2 separate regions of the Homo sapiens genome follow, and region 2 is linked to region 1. A link is a loop called in an ENCODE intact Hi-C map of the cell type or tissue named here. Cell type or tissue: PC-9. All regions are shown on one strand. Each heading gives the region's core, and the rest is flanking DNA. Links, peaks and the distances in the headings are about the cores only. Region 1 overlaps IGF2BP2 (insulin like growth factor 2 mRNA binding protein 2). Region 2 overlaps DGKG (diacylglycerol kinase gamma).

Region 1 (10,757 bases), core at 1,427-9,426:
GGATGGCAGCCACCTTGCCAGCCTCACTCCTGCTAACCCTTCATCTCCAACCTGGCCAGTCCTGTTTCCTAAATACCTCTGAGCCCCTTCACATGCTATTTATTTCCTAGGCAAGGAAGTGCTTTTCTCCCTTCTCACCTGGCTAAGTCCTACTGACCTGTGGGTTTCACCTGAGCATAGATTACCCCTCATGCAGGAAGCTTTCTTTCATCCCAAAGATCAGCTCAAATGCCCTGTCTGTGCTCTCCAGCATTCCTGTTTCCCTAAGACAGCACTCATTACATGGTATGTGAATAGCCTGTTTAGTTACCTCTTCCCCTTTCAGACTAGAATTTCCTTGCAAACAGAGAATGTCTTACTTAGTGTCGTGTTCTCAGTGCCTGGTATATAGTAAGTACTCAATAAATATTTGTTGAATGACTGTTTAAAACAAATTGGATTAACAGTGTTTTCCAACTCTATCCATGGAGAGATCAGATTCTTCACATGATGTAAATTCCCACATACGTAAACTCCATTAGCCAGGTTCGGGATGGTTTACAACTTTGTCTCTTTACTATTTAGTTGTCGGCTTTGTGATCATCTTGCTTGCTTGCTTATCTTACATTTCTACATGGGGATGGTCACACAGACTGGGGGTGGGTTTAGCCACACAGCTCTTCAGAGGCAGAGGAACGTGGTCACCCATTCCAGGCTGTGTCCAACCTGCTTCCATCTTTGTCTCCCTGAACATGAAGCAATTTCCTAACATTTTCTAATCTTTGTCTACATTCACACTGTAACTTGCCTTTTTCTTTTTTTTAGAACTTTTGGAATAGCAGTGCTCGTATCCTTCATCTTTACCTCATTTTGTCTATAAGATGTAGTAATTTTGTTATTCACCTACCAGTGCGTGACTTTGGCACAGACATGAATGAACCTAAGTGGTAAGCTCAGGTGAAGATGTATGAATCACTCAGGCCCTTCTGTAGCTTTTCCAGGTGTTCACAGAAAGAGATGTTTACCACAAGATGTCAAGAACCCACAGGAAGAAAATGAGATTGTCAGATGATACTTCCACAAATATATCCAAACATGGGGAGAAGACACCACTGCAGTCTCCTGCTCTAGCTCTTCTCATCACACCTCATAATTGTCATGTGACGTGGGCTGCTAAGGTGGGGGTCGGGGTGAGATGGGGACAGATTACTGCCTGGAGTATAGAGGGTACAACAGAAAGTGCTGCAGTGAGGGACCTGGGTTTAATCTAAAGAGTGCTTTGTCGACATTTATTTCTCTAAGAAATATTATCAGGTCTGAGATTTGCTTCAAGGTCATCCAACAGGTATGGAAAGTGGATGTGGATGAGGGTTTAGAGGAAACAAAACAGGTGGTGAGTTGATAACTGCAAAAGGTGGATTATGGGTATATGAGGACTTATTGGAGCATCCATTCACTTTTGTATACATCCAAAAAAATCTAATTAAAAAGTGAAAAAAATTTACTCCTCTGAGCTGAGCTGGACTTTTGCTGATGGCCAATTATTTTAAAGGTTTTTGTTTGTTTGTTTGTTTTTTGAATGCCGGATCAGTGTCTCCCCATTAAGAGTAAAAATTAGGTAGCAATCACAGGAAGGACAAACCTAATGAGTCTGCTACAAATATACAGTAAAGGCTCAACTGGTTGACAACATTTATCAGGCAATCTAAAAGTGCAGATCAGCAAGCAAGGGAGGAAAATCAGAAGTTAACTTTAAAGCATGCATTTTTAAAATTTAAAAAGTAACAGGACAATATTATGTAAGGTTCAGAAGGCTACATACATGGAAAAAATCCCACTTTTCTAATGTGCCAGCTATTTTCATTTTTGTATGTAGCCTTCCAGTCATTCTGATCCATGCTGTTTTACATAATTGTAAATTTACTTATATACTTTTATATCTTGCTTTTCTTATTTAGAGATGGGGTCTCACTCTGTTGCCCAGGCTGGAGTGCAGTGGTGTAATGCCAGCTCACTGTAGTCTCAACCTCCTGGGCTCAAGTGCTCCTCCTGCCTCAGCCTCTTGAGTAGCTGGGACTATAGATGCATGCCACCACACCCAGTTATTCTTGCTTTTCTTTTTTTTTTTTTTTTTTTTTTTATTCTTGCTTTTCTTAATAAACACTATATCATAAGCTTTTCCTTATTTCAGTCTTCAAAGTTATAATTTTAATGTCTTCACGTGATGTTGTCCAGCGCACTTATCATAATTTACTAGTTGGTTTCCTGATTATTTTAATGCTTTTATCCTAGGAAGTCAGGAAAAACTCTGCATACCTATCCTAAGGCACTTCCTCATTAGCTGAATGGCAAGTATTTTTAGCCTAGTGAAAACCAGCGGAGAAGAAAGCATTAGGGACTTACGTTAACAGCCAGCATATCATTTTCAAAGGCCTCACGCAGCTTCTTCATAATCTCTATCTCAGCACTGGCACAGGCCTCAACTGTGCCCTTCACAGTGATGGTTCTTTCCGGGTTGTATATGCTCAAATCCTGCAAACTGACCCATGAGAAGAAAAGAGAAATTTTGTTTTCAACGGGAAAAATAAAATGCCCAAAAAATAAAAAAATCACAAACAAGTTTTGGCGGAGAGAGAGAAGACTCAATTCCCTCCCAACACACTGTGGTGGAGAATCCCTGCCATCTTATTTCAAATCTTACCAGTGATTTAGATCACATCCATAGTGAAAAATGTCTACCTGGTAAGTATTTATGTATTTTTTTAAAAGATGATGGAGATAATTGCATCACTTATGATTATATTCCCATTTTAGGGAAAAGTAGATGAATGAACTAGACGTATCGAAATGCTCAGGTGTTCCATTATTGGGCATGAGTAATCTGAGTAAGTGGCTTACGATGAGATTGTTATCTTGGTCCCTGTTTCATGTTCAATTTTCTTCAAATTTCTGCCTTCTTTTCCAATCAGTCTTCCAACCAAGCCATTGTGTGCCAAGATTTTCAGAGGAATCTCTTCGGCTCTAAAAGAGACAAGCAGCAAGTTAACACTTCAGATACGTATAACGGTTGTCTCCCAAAAACCATTACCTTGCTTTTTTCTTATAAATGGAAGTCATTTTGTTCAGGTACCAAGTGATGATGGGATTTGGGAGAGGTCAGGTCCCTCACCGACCCCAGTTCATGAATTTTGATTAACATAAGCCAAACCATGGTAATTCTACTCCCTCGTAGTAGCTGGTTGGAAGTGGATCCATGAGGCTGATCTGGCCAATGAGGGTATTACAAGAACTCTATTGGGTGAAGAATGTTCTCCTTGCTCTTAAAAAAAGGTACAAGGGAGAGTGACGTTAGCAAGATGGCAGACTAGGAAGCCACAGGTCTCTTTCCCCCTCACACACACCTCAAATTAACAAGAGATAGACCAGAACACCTCTGTGAGAACTCTAAAGATCAGCTGAGAAGCTATAATATGAAGTCCGCTGTAAACTAAAGAGGAATTCCAGGCCGGGCGCCGTGGTTCACGCCTGTAATTTCAGCACTTTGGGAGGCCAAGGTGGGCAATCGCCTAAGCCCGAGAGTTCAAGACCAGCCTCGGCAACATACTGAAACACTGTCCTTACTAAAAACACAAAATTAGCCAGGCATAGTGGTGCATACCTGTAGTCCTAGCTACTTGGGAGGCTGAGGTGGGACTGCTTGAGCCAGGGAGGCCAAAGCTACAGTGAACCATGATCACACACTTCTGCACTCCAGCCTGGGCTACAGAGCAAGACCCTGTCTAAAAACAACAACTATATATATATATATATATTTACTGGAGATATATATATATGGAGATGTATATATATATATATTTACTGGAGATATATATATATATGGAGATATATATTTACTGGAAATATATATATATTTACTGGAGATATATATATATGGAGATATACACTTACTGGAGATATATATATATATTTACTGGATATATATATATGGAGATGTATATATATTTACTGGAGATATATATATGAGATATATATTTACTGGAGAGAGAGACATATATATATGGAGATATATATACATATGGAGATACATATATATGGAGATATATATATATGGAGAGATTATATATATGGAGAGAGATATATATATATATGGAGATATATATATATATATATATATATAGAGAGAGAGAGAGAGAGAGAGAGAGAGAGAGAGAGAGATGTATATATATCCAGTAAAAAAGGTAAGAACATTCAGTGTTTTCAAGGCCCCACCCGCTACATGGCATACTGAAGAGCAAAGGGGAGGAAACCCTAAAGGCTGGGCTCCTCCTTTGGGACAGAAACAAAGACTGGATTATGCATACAACATTTTGGCTTGTCTGGAAGGTGCCAGAAAAACTGGTTTTTGTGTCACTGACTCAGAGCACTGAAGGATCAGCATTAGAGTTCAGAAGCTGCTGAAAACAGAGGCAAGCAGCATTTAAGAACTGCAGTTCTACAGTCAGACACCAGAGGGATCAAGAGATTAGAAAAGGTTTGAGAGGTCCTAGAACCTCTAGCTAGGCTGATTTCAGGTCTTCCACTGCCCAAAGCCAGTACACAGAGACTGTGAGAGGTGGTTGTTTTTTCAAATGCCCAAATCCCAACAAAAAAACTTACTAGGCATACAAAGAAACAGAGAAGCATGACCCAATCAAGGGACCAAAATAAAACTCCAAATACTGACTCTAAAGAACACAGATCTACATGCTCCCTGACCAGTAATTAAAAATAATTGTAAAGATGCTCAATGAACTAAACAAGAACACAGACAGACAACTAAATAAAGTCAGAAAAATTATGCATGAACAAAATGAGAATATCAACAAAGAGACAGAAACTATAAGAAAGAACCTAACAAATTCTGGAGCTGAAAAATACAATTGAACAGAAAAATTTGTTAAAGGAGTTCAACAGCAGATTTGACCAGACAGAGGAAAGGACCAGCAAATTTGAATGTAGATCATTTGAAATCTTCAAGTTAGAGGATTAAAATAAATAAATACAGTGAAGAGAGCCTAGGGACCTATGAGACATGCCAAGTAGATCAATATAAGCATAATGGGAATCCCAGAAAGAGAAGAGGGAACAAAGGGGCATAGAGCTTTATTTGAAGAAGTAATGGCTGAAAGGTTCCCAAATATGAGGAACAAAATGTACATACAAATCAAAAAATTTAAAGAACTCCAACTGGGACAAATCCACAGAAAACCACACTGACACACATTATAATCAAACTGTCTAAAGTCAAAGATAGAGTATCTTCAAAGTGGCAAGAGAAAAGCAATTGTGACATACAAAGGAGCTTCCGTAACACTATCTGCAGATTTCTTAGCAGAAACTTTGCAGGCCAGAAGGGAGTGGGATGATATATTTGAAGTGCTGAAAGAAACTGCCAACCAAGGACACCATGTGTGGTAAAACTGTCCTTCAAAAACAAAGGAGAAATTAAGATTCCCAGATAAATAAAAACTGAGGGACTTTATTACCACTTGACAAGCTCTACAAAAAATGCTGAATTCTCTTAATTTTCCTTGTGCTGCTGATTTCTGGTTTCATTCCATTGTGATCAGAAAAGATACTTTGTAGTATAATTTCAATCTTCTTGAATTTTTTAAGATTTGTTTTGTATGTTCTCTCTCCTGGAGAGTTCCACATGCATTTGAGAAGAACGTATATTCTGCCATTGTTGGGTGGAATGTTCTTGTATGTCTGTTGGTCTATAGTGTTGTTCCAATTCTATTTCCTTATTGTTCTTCTGTCTAGTAGTTTTATCCATTATTGAAAGTAGGGCACTTAAGTTTCCTACTGTTATCATGTTGCTAATTATTTCTCCCTTCAGCTCTTTCAAAGTTGACTTCACATGTTTAGAACTCTGAGGTTTGGTGTGTACATATTTATAATTGTTGTATCTCCTTGGTGAATTGTTCCTTTAACATTGTATAACGTCCCTCTTTGTCTCTCGTAACAGTTTTGTTTTTAGTCTATTCATCTGATAATAGTATAGCTACTCCTCCTCTCTTGTGGTTACCATTTGCATGGAGTATCTTTTTCCATCTTTTTACTTTCAGCCTATATGTGTCCTTATATCTAAAAGGAGTCTCTTGTAGGCCACATACAGTTAGATCCTGTTTTTAATCCATTTAGCCAAGAATGGGGAGTTTAATTCATTTGCACTTAAAAGTAATTACTGATAGGGAAGGACTTACTTTTGTCATTTTCATTGTTTTCTGTATGTCTAGTAGCTTTTTTGTCCCTTCTTTCCTTTCTTCCTGTCTTCCTTTATGTGTTGTTGATTTTTATTATAGTGATGTGCTTTGATTTTCTTTTGTGCGTTCTCATAGATTTTTTCTTGGTGGATACTATTGCAATTACATAAAACATCTTAAAGTCATAGCATCCTATTTTGAACTGATAACAACTTCACTTCAATTGCATAAAAAACTCTACTTTTTTACCCCATCCCCAAATATCACAAATTAACATCTTTATATGTTTTTATACCCATTAACATAGATTTATAGTTAAAAAAAGTTTTTGTCATTTAAATTCTATGTACCAAAATTACTACAGTACAGGTTACTATATTTGTTAATATTTACCCTTACCAGATAACTATATATTTTCATATGGCTTTGTGTTGCTGTCTATCATTCTTTTATTTTATGTTTTATTTTAACGTTTTTTCGTTTTCTTTCTTTTTTTGAGATGGAGTTTCACTCTTTTTGCCCAGGCTGGAGTGCAATGGCATGATCTCAGCTCACTGTAACCTCCACCTCCCAGGCTAAAGTGATTCTCCTGCCTCAGCCTCCTGAGTAGCTGGGATTACAGGTGTGTGCCACCACACCCGGCTAATTTTGTATTTTTAGTAGAGATGAGGTTTCACCATGTTGGCCAGGCTGGTCTTCAACTCCTGACCTTGTGATCCACCCACCTCGGCCTCCCAAAGTGTTGGGATTTATAGGCATGAGCCACTTCACCCGGCCCCATCCTTTTATTTCAACTTGAAAAGAACTAAACCCAAAACCAGCATAAAAACGGCAATAATAAAAATCAGAGCAGAGATAAACAAATACAACCAACAAAACTAAGAGTTGGTTCTTTGAAAAGATCAACCAAACTGACAAATCCTTAGCTAGATTAAGAAAAAAAAAGAACATTCAATAACTACAATCAGAAATGAAAGAGGGAACATTACTACCAATACGACAGAGATAAAAAGGATTATAAGAGAATATTATGAAGAATTGTATGCCTACAAATTTAATAACCTAGAAGAAATGGACCAATTTCTAGAGGAAACACACAACCTACCAAGATTGAATCATGAAGAAATGGAAAGTCTGATCAGACCAATAATGAGAGAGATTGAATCAGTAATCAAAAACCTCCCAACACAGAAAAGCCCAGGACCAGATGGCTTCATCGGAGAATGCTACCAAACATTTAAAGAAGAATTATCGCCAATCCTCCTGAAACTCTTCCAAAAAAATGAAGAGGAGGGAACATTTCCAAGCTCATTCCATGAGGCCAGCTTTACCCTGATTCCAAAGCCAGACAAAGACACCACAAAAAAAGAAAACTTCAGACCATTATCTCCGATGAATATTGATGCAAAAATCCTCAACAAAATACTAGCAAATCAAATTCAGCATATGAAAAGGATTATAAGCCACGACCAAGTGGGATTTGTTCCTGGAATGGAAGGTTTGTTCAGCATACAATTAATGGGGAGCTGGGCGCAGTGGCTTATGCCTGTAATCCCATCACTTTGGGAGGCTGAGGAAAGAGGATTGCTTGAGGCCAGGGGTTCAAGACCAGGCTGGGAAACGTAGTGAGACCCCATTACTATAAACATTTTTTAAAAAATCAATCAATACAATAAATCACATTAACAGAAAGAAGGGGGGGGAACTACATGATCATGTCATTAGAAAAAGCATTTGACAAACTTAACACCCTTTCATGATAAAAAACACCCAACAAAATTAGGAATAAAAGGAAATTACTTCAACATAAGACCATTTATGAAAAGCCCACAGCTAACATCACACTCAACGATGAAAGACTGAATGCAAGGCTTTTCCTCTAAGACCAGGAACAAGGCAAGGATGCCCACTCCTGCCCATTTCTATTCAACATAGTACTGGAAGTCCTAGCCAGAGCAATTAGGTACAAAAAAGAAATAAAAGGCATTCGAATTGGAAAGAAAGACATAAAATGATCTCTATTCACAGATGACACGATTTTATATGTAGAAAGCCTTAAAGATTTTACAAAAAAGGTTAGAATAAATTCAGCAAAATTGCAGGATACAAAAATCAATCAACATGCAAAAATCATTTACATTTCTATACACAACAATAAACAATCTGAAAAAGAAGTTAAGAAAACACTGCCACTTACAATAGCATCAAAAAGTATAGAATACTTAAGAATAAACCTAACCAAGGAGGTAAAAGACTTGTACACTGAAAACCACAAAAGGTTCCTGAAAGAAATTTAAAGGCACAAATAAATGGAAAGACATCCTGTGTTCATGGATTGGAATACTTAATATTGTGAAGATGTTTATACTACCGAAAGTGATCTACAGATTCAATATGAGCTCTATCAAAATCACAGTGGGCATTGTTTGAAGAAATAGAAAAATTCATATGGAATCTCAAGGGACCTTGAATAGCCAAAATGATTTCAAAAAATAAGGAAGTTGAAGGGCTCAGACTTCCTGCTTTCAAAATATATTACAAAGCTACATAATCAAAACAGTGTAGTACTGGCATAAAAACAGATAAATAGACCAATGAAATAGAATAGAGCCCAGAAATAAATCCTGCGTATAGTCTCCGATGATTTTTGATAAGGTGCTGAGACCACTAGATGGGGAAAGAGCAGTCTATTCAGCAGATGGTGCTGGGGAAACTGGACACACACATAGAAGAATGAAGTTGAACCATTATTTTACACCATATACAAAGATTAACTCAAAATAGGTTAAGGACCTAAACAGACCTAAAACTATCAAACTCCTAAAACACAGGAGAAAGCTTTATGATATTGGACATGGCAAAGACTTCTTGGTTTCACCATGATACCAAAAGCATAGGCAACAAAAGCAAAATTAGACCAGTGGGAGTACATCAACTTAAAAACTTTTGTGCATCAAAGGATATAATCAACAGAGTGAAAGGTCAACCCATGGGATGGGAGAAATATTCACCAATTATTTATTTGATAAGGGGTTTGCTATGGTTTCAAATTCCCCTCAAAACTCATGTTGAAATTTAACTGCCACTGGAACAGTGTTGAAAGATAGGACTTTTAGGAGGTGATGAGTTAATCACCTGCATTAATTAATTAATTAATCATGAATGGATTAATGCAGTTATCACAGAGTGAATTAGTGGGTTGAGGGATAGTTTGGACCTATTTCTTCTCTCTGTCTCTTGCACTTGCTTCTGCCTCAGGCCTTCCACCATAGGATAACCCTCACCAGATGCTGACATCACGCTCTTGGACTTCCCAGAACTGTGAGCCAAATAAACTTTTGTTCCTTATAAATTATCCGGTCTTTAGTATTCTGTTACAGTAGCACCAACTGGACTAATATATAGTTAATGATCAAGAATACATAAAGGACTCCTGCAACTCCCATAACGAAAGAATCAAATATCTCAATTAGAGAATGAACAAAGGATTTGAATAGACATTTCTCTAAAGATGATATACAAATGGCCAATAAATATATAAAAAGATGCTCAATATCACCAATCGCTAATCATCAGAGAAATACAAATCAAGACCACAATGAGCTGTCACCTCATACCTATTAAGATAGCTGTTATCGAAATAACAGAAAATAACATGTGTTGGAGAGAATGTGGAGAAACTGAAACCCCTGTGCACTGTTGGTGGGGTTGGAAAATGGAGCAACTGCTATGGGAAAAAGTATGAAGGCTCCCCCAAAAATTAAGAGTAGAACTACCATATGACCCAGCAATCTCACTTCTTGGCACATATCCACAAGAATTGAAAAGAGGGTCTTGAAGAGCTATTTGAAAACCCATGTTCATAGCAGCATTATTCACAATAGCCAAGAAGCAGAAGACCTCAAAATGTCCATCACCAGATGAACAGATAAACAAAATGTGCTATATACATACACTGGAATGTTATTTGGCCATAAAAAGGAAGGAAAGCCTGTTACATGCTATAACATGAACCTTGAGGACACTATGCAAAGTAAAATAAGCCAGTCACAAAAGAATAATAGTATATGATTCTACCTATATGAGGTATGTAGAGTAGTCAAATTCATAGAAAGAAGTGGTGATTACCAGAGGCTGACGGGAGAGGGAAAAGAGAGTTGTTTAATAGGTACAGAGTTCCAGATTTACAAGATGAAAAGGTTCTGGAGATCTGTTTCACAGCAATGTGAATATACTTAAGACTACTGAAAAGTACACTTAAAAATGATCAATAATTTTTTTTTTTTTCTGAGATGGAGTCTTGCTCTGTCACCCAGGCTGGAGTGCAGTGGTGCACTCTCGGCTCCCTGCAACCTCCGCCTCCTGGGTTCAAGCGGTTCTCATGCCTCAGCCTCCCAAGTAGCTGGGACTACAGGTGTCCACCCCAACACCTGGCTAATTTCTGTATTTTTAGTAGAGACGAGGTTTCACCATGTTGGCCAGGCCAATCTCAAACTCCTGACTCAAGTGATCCACCTTGTCTCAGCCTCCCAA
Region 2 (10,757 bases), core at 1,542-9,541, 600 kb after region 1:
TGATTTCTCTCCCACATCACACTCAGAGCTATTAACCTAATTCACAAATTCGATCACATCTTTATGTGCTTGAAGCTCTTCAGTGGCCCCCGGCTGCACAGAAAACACCTTTCTCACTCAGCTGGCCTCATAAGACCTGCTTCAGGCCAGATCTCACCACTTTCTGAGTGCATCTCCTGCCACTTCCCTTTAAGCATCCTCTGCCCCAGCTATGCCAAACTAAGTATGAATCCCGGAATAAGCCGTGTCTCATGCCTTTACACATGAGGCTTCCTCTGCCTGGAGAGTCTGGTCCTCCTCGATGCCTCATGAAGTCCTCCCAATTTGTGTTCAAGACACAACTGCAATGCCAGCTCCTTTGTGCAACTTGCCCCGTGCTTCCACTGTACCTTCCACACAGCTGTGTTACTGTAGCACACATCTCACTATTCTGTTCTTTGCTTACATGCCCGTCTCTCCTTCTAGACAGCATAGTTCTTGAGCAGGCTGGGGAGCGTCTCTTACAACCTGTGTACCCCCTAGCATGGTGCCTGGCACATAGTGGGTACCAGGAAGGTGCTGAATGGATGGATGGATGAACGGGATGGTTTACAGGTGGTCCTCAAGGCAGAGAAGGGACTGGATGAAGCTCCCAGTGCCCCTTCCTGCCCAGGAATCCATGTTGATGGACATGTTTCCTGGATGAGGCATGCAGTAGAACAAGGCAGTAGATGTCACCAACCTCACCACTCCTTTTGGCTTTTGAGTACGTTTTGACACAACCAGGAATGTTTCTGGACACACAGCGTTCGTGGACAGTGTATTTACAGTCTGAAAAGAAAAAAAGTCAAGGCAGGTGCTTGTGAATAGCCACGTAGGAAAGGCCCAGCTGCCCTCCCACCCTAGCCAAGGTCTGTACCTCCCTTTGGGTGGCTGGCGAGGGGCAGGGGACACATGGGGCTGGTCTTGCCTAACGGAAATTCAAAACAGTCTCTAATTGTTCTTGGAGGACAGAGACCCTGCTTATCTGCTGCGGCTGCACCTCCACCTGCTTCACTGCCTTCCTCTGCAGGCAATGAACACAGCAGGAGCACATCCCCAGAAAGGCGCTTTTTCCTGAAGGGGAGTGTGCGGCATCATCCTCCTGGCTATGCCAGTGCCACTGTATTGCATGCCCGGGACATTGGAAAATGAATAGAAAGGCCAGGGCTTTTTTTTGTTTTGAGATGGTGTTTCGCTCTTGTTGCCCAAGCTGGAGTGCAATGGTGTGATCTCGGCTCACTGCAACCTCCGCCTCCCGGGTTCAAGCGATTCTCCTGCCTCAGCCTCCCGAGTTGCTGGGATTACAGGCGTTACAGGCGTGCACCACCACGCCCGGCTAATTTTTTGTATTTTTAGTAGAAATGGGGTTTCACCATGTTAGCCAGGCTGGTCTCGAACTCCTGACCTCAGGTGACCCACCCGCCTCAGCCTCCCTAAGTGCTGGTGTAAGCCACCGCACCTGGCCAAGGTCAGGGCTTTTGAAGGCTAGGCAGGCCCCCGTGACAATCCACATGACCTTGGGTAAATTGTTTTACCTCTCTGAAATTCAGGGTTTTCTGTAAAAAGGGAAGAAAACGGCCTCTCTTTCTCTTTCTCTTTGCAGGGATTGTTGCAGTAGTACATGAGATAGTTTGTGTAAAGCATCACGTGTCTGGGTCAGAGTAGCTATTCCACACATTATTGCTGTTGTTTTTACTACCATTATGTGAACAGCAGAGGCCCACGGGCCTAGAACTTAATGGGAATGAGATTGATCTATAAAATGTGGGTAAGAGCTGGGTTTGAACTGGCGCTGGGGAGACTGTTGTACCCCTTTTTTTTTTTTTTTTTTTTTTTTTTGAGATAGAATCTCACCCTTTCACCAGGCTGGAGTGCAGTGATGCAATCTCGGCTCACCGCAACCTCCGACTCCCTGGTTCAAGTGATTTTCCTGCCTCAGCCTCCCGAGTAGCTGGGATTACAAGCATGCGCCACCATGCCCAGCTAATTTTTGTATTTTTAGTAGGGACGGGGTTTCACCATGTTGGCCAAGATGATCTTGGTCTCCTGACCTCGTGATCCACCCGTCTTGGCCTCCCAAAGTGCTGGGATTACGGCGTGAATCACCGCGCCAGGCCTGGCGGACCCCTTCTTTAGCCCGTTGATGCTTGGTCTTTGTGGACAGCGGGCCCAGCTCTGCCAAGGCGACTTCTGTGGCTGAGGTCACTTGCTGCCTAATTCACACGTGCATGTTGGATAAAGCACTTCAGCCTGGAGCACAGCCAGCGGGCCTCCCTGCAGCAGCAGCTCCCCGGTGTCTGGTGGGTTCAGGCTGAGTGTTGCTGTCCACATCACGGGGCGGGCGGCAGGGCTCTGTGCACCCACATATTCTGGTGCCTGCCATGCCTTCTTGCTGCAGCCCCTCTGCCTTCTCCTCCTGCTCCCTGTGTCCCCTTCTTTCCTACTCCTTATCACTCTTTTCCCCCATCTCTTTTTGCTGTCTCCCTTTCCAGTCTTCCTCTCTGCTTTTTCCTCTACCACTTGTAGTTTTTTCCACCTTTCCACTCTGACTTTACTAAAGGAATTAAAAAGTGAAACAACTGTAGAGTTTTAATTCCTATTGCCTTTACAGAATGTAAAATGCTTTTTTTGTTTGTTTGTTTTTTGTTTTTGAGACAGGGTTTCACTCCGTCATCCAAGCTGGAGTGCAGTGGTGCAATCTCAGCTCACCGCAACCTCTGCCTCCTGGGCTCGAGTGATCCTCCCACCTCAGCCTCCTGAGTAGCTGGGATTACAGGCGCATGCCACCATGCCCAGCTAATTTTTTTTTAGTATTTTTATTTTTTATTTTTTTATTTTTATTTTTTATTATACATTAAGTTCTAGGGTACATGTGCACAATGTGCAGGTTTGTTACATGTGTATACATATGCCATGTTGGTGTGCTACACCCATTAACTCATCATTTACATTAGGTATATCTCCTAATGCTATCCCTCCCCCCTCCCCCCACCCCACGACAGGCCCCAGTGTGTGATGTTCCCCACTCTGTGTCCAAGTGTTCTCATTGTCCAATTCCCACCTATGAGTGAGAACATGCGGTGTTTGGTTTTATGATCTTGCGATAGTTTGCTCAGAATGATGGTTTCCAGCTTCATCCATGTCCCTACAAAGGACGTGAACTCATCCTTTTTTATGGCTGCATAGTATTCTATGGTATATATGTGCCACATTTTCTTAATCCAATCTATCATTGATGGACATTTGGGTTGGTTCTAAGTCTTTGCTGTTGTGAATAGTGCCACAATAAACATACGTGTGCATGTGTCTTTATAGCAGCATGATTTATAATCCTTTGGGTATATGCCCAGTAATGGGATGGCTGGGTCAAATGGTATTTCTAGTTCTAGATCCTTGAGGAATCGCCACACTGTCTTCCACAATGGTTGAACTAGTTTACAGTCCCACCAACAGTGTAAAAGTGTTCCTATTTCTCCACATCCTTTCCAGCACCTTAGTATTTTTAGTAGGGACAAGGTTTCTCCATGTTGGCAGGGCCGGTCTTAAACTACAGGCCTCAAGCAATCCACCTGCTTCTGCCTCCCAAAGTGCTGGGATTTCAGGTGTGAGCCACCGTACTTGGCCCCAAATGCTTATTAATTTTTAAAAAATAAGTTTCCTCTGAACATACCCAGAATAAATATTGACTAGAAAACCCAACTAAAAGTAGTATGAGAAATTTTAAATTATTTGTGGACTTTAATAATTTCTTCTAGGGGGTCAGTGGCTCATAAAAAGCCTCCAATAATAAATAGTCCAAGACCTGTCCATTGGACTTGGGTAGGGTAAAAACAGGACATGAAGGCCTCGCTTTATTCCTTCTGTTGGGACAATATGGGTGGTCCCTCAAGCTGGGAAGCAGAAATACCAACATTTTCTCTGCAATGGATCAACCAACCATGCGCAGAGCAAGATAGTGCCTGGGGGAAGAGGTTTGAAGGAAATTTACTCACAAGTGCAGCACAGGCCTTGCTTGCGGACGCCCATGAGCATGATATGGCAGAAGTTGCAGTAGGTTGGTTTCTTGAAGTGCTTCATGGTCCAGGCGTGCCGCCCATCCCCCTTGGAGCCCTGCAGGGGTAATAGGAGGTGAGACCCCAAGCTGGCTGCCCTGAGATGGAGGAAGCCAGGGGCTGCCTCTTGCATGTTCTTCCTTTTCATCTCATTTAGAAGATGAGTTATTGATATTTTTTACTGTTTTAAATACAAATAAAAACAAAATTTTTGTGTGTGTGTTTTAAAAATTAGCAAATATTAAAAGCAAGAAACATCTGAATGGAAGCATGTGTGTGTGGGATAAAATAAATCCTCTCCCGCATGGCTGGCAGAAGCATAAACTGAACAACAATCTGATCTATCTATCTATCTATCTATCTATCTATCTATCTATCTATCTATCTATTATCTATCATCTATCTATCTATCTCCTTTAAATGTTTACAACCTTTGACTTACCAATATCTCCTTTTCGACTTTATCCTAAATAAATAATTTTTAAAAGGCAGATGAGCCTTTTTGTGCCCTGCCAGATGCTTAACCCAGCATTATTTAAAATAATGAAAAGCTGGAAATATCCTAAAGGTCTCATAATTACCAAAAGGCTAATGATAGTACATCCGTCTGATGTAATGTTAGGTGGCAATCAAAAAGATATTTATAAGACTATCTAATGGCATGGGAATGTGCTCATGATACAATGTTAAGCGAAAAAACAGAATGCCATTTCGATGATATGTTATGATTTCAGTTTTATATAATAGATCTTTGATGGGAAGTAATTTCATTAACCTGTTAACAGAGGTTGGCTATAGCTGGCAGCAATATGGATTTATTGTATTCTCTGATTTCTACTTTCTGCTGTGTGTTCCAAATGTTTTACAGTGTGCATGTACTAGTGTGATAATCAAGATGAAAGAGTTTAGTAAAAACAATGTATTTCTCCTATCAACTTTCGGTACGCAGAAAAAATAGTGAAAAGACAGACAGAGAAAGGGTTAGACCATCACCTCCTGACTTTGTTCAGAAGTGAAATCATCTGCATCTACTAGGTACACCAAGCCTCACACAGTGACACCCACATCTCCCACATCCCATCCCAGGGGAACACAGCACAGCTTGAGGAATGTCCCTCCTGCATGTGCTATCCCTGAACTTTTCTCATAGGCTCCATTACAAGAGTAACACTCTTGGGCTGGTTTCATGATCAGTAAAAGCTACGGTAAGGTGATGAGGATCGATGGTCATGGATGTAGTGTCCAATATGCGGGACTCAAATGTAATTCTTACTTCTGGGGTGCGTATGCATTTGGGCTGGTCACTGCAACCAGACCTCAGCCTGTGCCCAGGCTTCTTTTATGATCTCCAGAGGAGCTCACATTCTTTTCCAAATGCTGGCTTTCTCCTCTGGGCCAGAGAAGCTATTTTCTTCTCATTACCTCAAACCCTGCTTCTTCCAGGACATGAGTTTTATAGAATTAAAACCCTCTTATCTAACGGTCTCCACTTTAGTAAATGCATTCACAAACTGATAATGATTCATCAAAAGATTGATTCATTCATTTATTCGTTTGACCAACATCTACCTCAAGGGCTTTTTGTAAGAATTAAATGACATCATGTAAGTAAAGCTTCTAGTTCAATGCCTGACATATTGTAAATTCAAACTTTCATTAAATTCTTATTCCATTCCAGATGCCGGAAGACACAAAATAAACTAAAAAGTGTTTGTTGACGTGGAAGGAGGTAGATTTGTTCCCATTCTAGAAATGAGAAACAGAGATTTGGAGAAGTTCGGTAACTAGCCCAAGCCCACATAGATAATGAGGGACTGAATGAGTAGTCAGACTTGGGTCTTTTGCTGGCCAGAGCCCATGCTCTTTCCATCCTGCTCCTCTACCTCACAAGCCAGGGTTTTCCTGTATGGGTAGAAGGAAAATGATAGCACTCTTCAGCAGACTTCTTCGTGGAGCCCAAAGGATTGTCAGTGTATCTGAAAACACCTCTAGTAGCTAAGTCAGTTAGCTCATCCCCCTTTCTCAGCTACTATTTTTATGGATATAAGAAGTGCATGGACCGTGACTTGGGATAAAGTAACGTTTCTGCTTGGGTTATAGCACCATCATGTGGCTCTTTCCTTTCCACATGATGGTGGCTGCAGAACGTGGGCGTAGCCTTCCTCGTGCTCACCAGGTTTTATGCTGCTGCTACGATTTTCCTGGGAGAGAGTCTGTTTTGCAAATATCTCATTCAGTGATTCCCCAGACTTTTCAGTGGTTGTATGTGGGTTTTGAAAAAGCCCAAGAAGCAATGGACTTTTAAGACATTGATGGGGGCTTTCTCCAAAACCCCAAATAGTAAGTGTTAAAAACTTTTAAAGTACATATTTAAAAATAAGTGCATAAAACTCTTGATTAATAAAACTAAACTTGCATTGGCCACTTTCCTGATATAAATGAGAGTTTTCTACAAGGCTGATCTGGCATTTAGGGGAGACATTTGGGAGAATGCTGAGGAAGTAGATGGGCTCTCCTTCCTCCTGCCACAAGACAGCGGGTCTTTTCCATGCAAAGAGTTGGTGGTATTTTGAACCTCAGCAAGTCCAAAGTAGAACAGAAAATGGAAATTGATTCCCTGTAACTAAAATGTCCCATCTTTATTCCCTAAATGAGAAAAAAAAAATGGTGTTTTGGAACAGAACTTCCATTTTGTCTTGAGTATAATCTTAAGTGAGTAAAGTCAGCAGAAAGCATATCTAACTTATCTGAGCCCTTCCAGTTCCTGGATCACATGGGTTCTTGTACATAAAGCTTCTTGGCAAGGGATCATTGGGTGAGAGGCGTGATGTGAGCGAGTAAGGGGGATGATCTCTGGTGCTAGTTCGGTGGATGTCCTTGGGCAAGTTCCTTCATTTCTCTGGGTCTCAGTTTGTAAAAGAAAGGGGATCAACCAGGGACCACAAAGATCTTTTCCAGCTTGACTTTCTAGGGTTCTAAGGAATAAGAAGGGGGTCATGTAGATCCTGGTTCCTTGATTTCTCCTTAGAGCTTGGAAAGCACTGGACATGCTATGAAATGATTGCAAGATTCATAGTTCTTGAGCTTCAGAAATGGGGGCTCAGCTTTAGTCCTGAATTGCAGAGCTATGAAATGAAGATATTATAGGCAACTTGGTCAGCTAGAGGCTCACCCAGCTGCACTTGCTGCCCTGTTCCTCTCTATGGAATAGTCTCAAAGAGGTGTAATCTTTGAGATCTGTAATCTCAAAGTAGTGTTGTCACACAACTGGTGTGACTAGTAAACGCTTAATGTCACCATTTGTGCTCCTACTAGTTTTAGTCTTCCCTACCTCATGCATGGAAGTGAGTTCACTTGGTAAATAGGTGGAGAATACAGTAACTGGGTCAGATGAAGGTATATATAACAATCAGTTTCACATTAAGCCTGTACACATATGCCCTACTCTGATCAAATGGGAGATTTGCCTAACACACCCAGAACTTTCTTTCATTTGTGTTTTTAATCAAGCTGTTCTCCAAGCCATAAACTCTCTCTAGGTCTTTAAGGCCACCTGCTCTTTATTCTCAAGAATGGGACATCAAAATCTCATGCATTCTTCAGGGACAAGTCAACACCTTCCAAGGTTTCTTCCCACTGGCCTAACTCTCATGTGTGGGATATTACAAAGTGCAACATCTTTGGTGTCAGAGACAAATCCTCACTCCTCCTTTTGCTCCTTAGGGTCAGAACCTCAGTTTTCCATCTGTATAAATTGGGATAAAAATATTTACCTTATCTGGTTGTTTTGATTATTAAATAAGATACCACTAATGGAAGCCACCCCCACAACAGATCCGTATTTTTTCCTCTCTCCCTTCGTTCTTTCCTCTCACCCTTCCTTCCCCAATTCTCTTAGCATTTTTAAACCTAATTTGTTGAAAAGACAGAATTCTTCTTTGAAGTTTGTGGCCCTTTGCCTGGTTGAGTATAAGGTTCTTGCAGGCAGATAATGTGTCTGTATTCCCTCACAGCATGCAGAACAGTATTTTTAAAGTAGTAATAATGTAGTAAATGTCTGTCAAATGAATATACTTCAGGCACTAATGGATACAAAATAATGTAAATAGAGAGGACTTTGGGGCTGGTCATGGCACGTCTGTTGGGCAGTCTGGAGCAGAAGCCAAAGTGATATGTTGATATTAACATGAAGCCCAATGTTCCTGAATGGCAAGAGATCTCTGAACTCCAGCTTGTTGACTTACAGAGTCATCCATCCCCAGGAGGACCAGCAATGGGATGGTGGTCATCCCTCCATGGACCCATTCCTGTAGAGACACAAAGCCGTCCCGGTCGTAGTCCATCCCTTGCAGCATCTCCTTCAATATCTGTGGAATCCAAAGAGCAATCATTGTCCATTTTCATCATCGACATGTCTACCTGCCTTCTGCCTCTGCTGTCTTGTTCATCTTGCATTATCTGGTTTGTGTTTTACCCCTTTCCCCTCCTGTTAAGTGTGAATAGAGCAGACTGGGAGTGAGGAGGCCAGGCTTCCAGGTCTGGCTCTGCCCTTGGGCCTTGGGCCAGTCACCCTGACTCTGTGGGCTCTGGTTTGCTTATCTGTAAAAATGGAAATAATATTGTTGTGTTTGTGGCACTGTAGCAGGGATTAGAGAAAATGAATGTAAAGTGAATAACAAAATACCTGACACATAGGAGCCCCCAAATGTAATTATTCTTATAATTCATATTATCTGGTGATTGAGGAAGATCTCTACAATTCTTTCTAATAGAAATCTCTACAGTTCTCTCTAAATTCTTTGACTGATGAATTTCTGCTATAACATTTTAGTTCTGGTGAAAAGATTAGCATGGTTATTTCAGTTATGTCTGCACGTTTTCCTGCTGCCTACATTTTTCCTATCAGAGAGGTAGGAGGTAAAGTGCAGGACTCCAAAGAAGCTGCCTATAAGAAGATGAGTCTGGGAGCACCTGCAGGGTTAACACTCATTCATGTCTTGAGTGTGTCCCCCTCCCGTCTTAGAAGCTCACTCCAAAGCCACCCCATCCTTATAGAAACTCACAGGCCTCAGCTCTGTGGGATCCCACTCCAGGTACTGGGCAATATGCAGCATTTGGTTGACAATGCAATCCATCTCCTAGAAAATAGCAAAGGGAGAAAATATCAAAAGGAGACAACCAGAGATGTGTCATTAAGAGCCGAACTCAAAATTAAGCCCAGTGGGAAGAGGGACAGGGCAGGGCAAGAGAAGAAGCTGGTGCAGTAACTGCCATTTTGTGAGGAGCTCAGTTTATTTCTGTCTCGACCACAAAGCTCACGAGAAGCACAGAGCATGCATAAGCTGGAGGTATGCAAAAAGCTCATAAACACTGACTTCCTCCTGGACCCACCTTCCTTCCCTTATTCTGTGCTTTAACTTGGAAAGCATAGAAAGCACTCCTATTTTTATCCCTCTTTGTGATTATAGCTTCCACAAATACTTACAAATCAAGGCAGATTTCTCCTGTCACTTCTTATCACTCATCCCCACAGCTGTAGCAACTTGGGATCCATCTCTCAGCTCGAGGCCAGTTTCTCTTGCATGGAGGGTTACTGTGTGTGTCTCAGCTCAGGTACCATGATTTTGATTCCTTTTGTTATCTCCTCTGTTTCCTTTTTACCATGGTCCAGCCCTTAGCCCAGCCCCCAGGAGTCCGTGAACAGGAAACTCATGAGGAATATGTTTACTTGATGACTGAGCCTTTTGGTACTGAGGCCAGGCTCCATCTAAAACCTCACAGAATTGTTGGCTGCCAATGAGTCAGTGTTCTGAGAGCCCCGCTGAAACACACCAGACTGAAGAGGCATTTGGTGTCAAAGTTAGCACCATTTAGGCACCAGTTAAGATGTTCACAGTAAGATTGCTTTGGGAGGACATGTTGGTAGACTGAAGCAAGGTTCAAAAGTGTTACCTCTGCCAGATAGAATGCCGGGTCCAAATAGCAAGCTAAAACCCAGCAGGGATTTTAAAAAATTGTATTTTATTTAAGTTAAAAAACAATCCATTGCAAAACTACAGGATAGGCCAGTAGATGAGGGTAAGAAAGTGGGCACAAAGGTGGGGAAAGGTTTTGGCAGAAGTTCCAAAAGAAAAGAGCTTGTGAATCTCTGGTTGGGTCCAAGATTTAAAGAGAAAACGTATTTCAGGAACCAAGAATTGGACTCAGTCTTGGGCTATGAAAATAGAAGCAGAGTTGGCAGATTTAAAAAAGAAAAAGTTCCCCTGAGGTCTTCCTGGTCAGGCCACATTTGGATACTTAAAGAATCATAGGGGACGGATTCTGTTCTGTGCCACATTCCAGGAATGGCATTTACAAACCAGAGCTTGTCCAAAGTGGATATTTAAGCCTGCCTTATGAGAACCAGTGTAGGAATAGAGAAATTTTAGCTTGGAGAAGATTTTAGGGGAGATGTGATAGCACCTTCAAATACTCGAAGGCCTATTGTATGGGATAGGTATTCCATTTGTCCTGGCCAGGTATGGGGGACAGAAGGAAGCAGAGAGGGATGCAGGGAAGGAAGGAGTTGAGGACTGGCTTATTTTGGCCTCCCTGTTGGATTGGGGGAGAAGGGGAGCAGAAGCAGGTTTTGAGTTGAAAACGATTCCCCACCACAAAGAGGAGTGCCTGTGTTCGAGAAGGAAG

Evidence for each region. Hi-C counts contacts between places; a loop is a spot of excess contacts. Peaks named below come from ENCODE experiments on the same cell type or tissue, not always from the same donor. Only the 100,000 strongest peaks of a DNase experiment are listed, where the experiment ranks them.
Region 2: it touches region 1 in a loop (12-fold over the local background); 6 of 110 quality-filtered maps call a loop at or near these places.

Annotation. Positions count from the first base shown.
Region 1 is chr3:185,672,914-185,683,670 of GRCh38, forward strand. IGF2BP2 (insulin like growth factor 2 mRNA binding protein 2) reads right to left here. Exons shown (of 16, transcript NM_006548.6): 8 at 2,878-3,000; 9 at 2,383-2,518. Among named protein-coding and RNA genes, the nearest start is that of IGF2BP2-AS1, 35 kb to the right of the region's middle. In PC-9, for the core only: CTCF peaks have their summits at 4,491 and 4,696; a DNase peak (open chromatin) is centred at 4,398; H3K27ac peaks cover 2,131 bases.
Region 2 is chr3:186,271,534-186,282,290 of GRCh38, forward strand. DGKG (diacylglycerol kinase gamma) reads right to left here. Exons shown (of 25, transcript NM_001346.3): 8 at 9,137-9,211; 9 at 8,318-8,440; 10 at 4,014-4,131; 11 at 722-810. Among named protein-coding and RNA genes, the nearest start is that of DGKG, 85 kb to the right of the region's middle. In PC-9, for the core only: CTCF peaks have their summits at 6,169 and 6,376; a DNase peak (open chromatin) is centred at 6,178; H3K27me3 peaks cover 4,168 bases.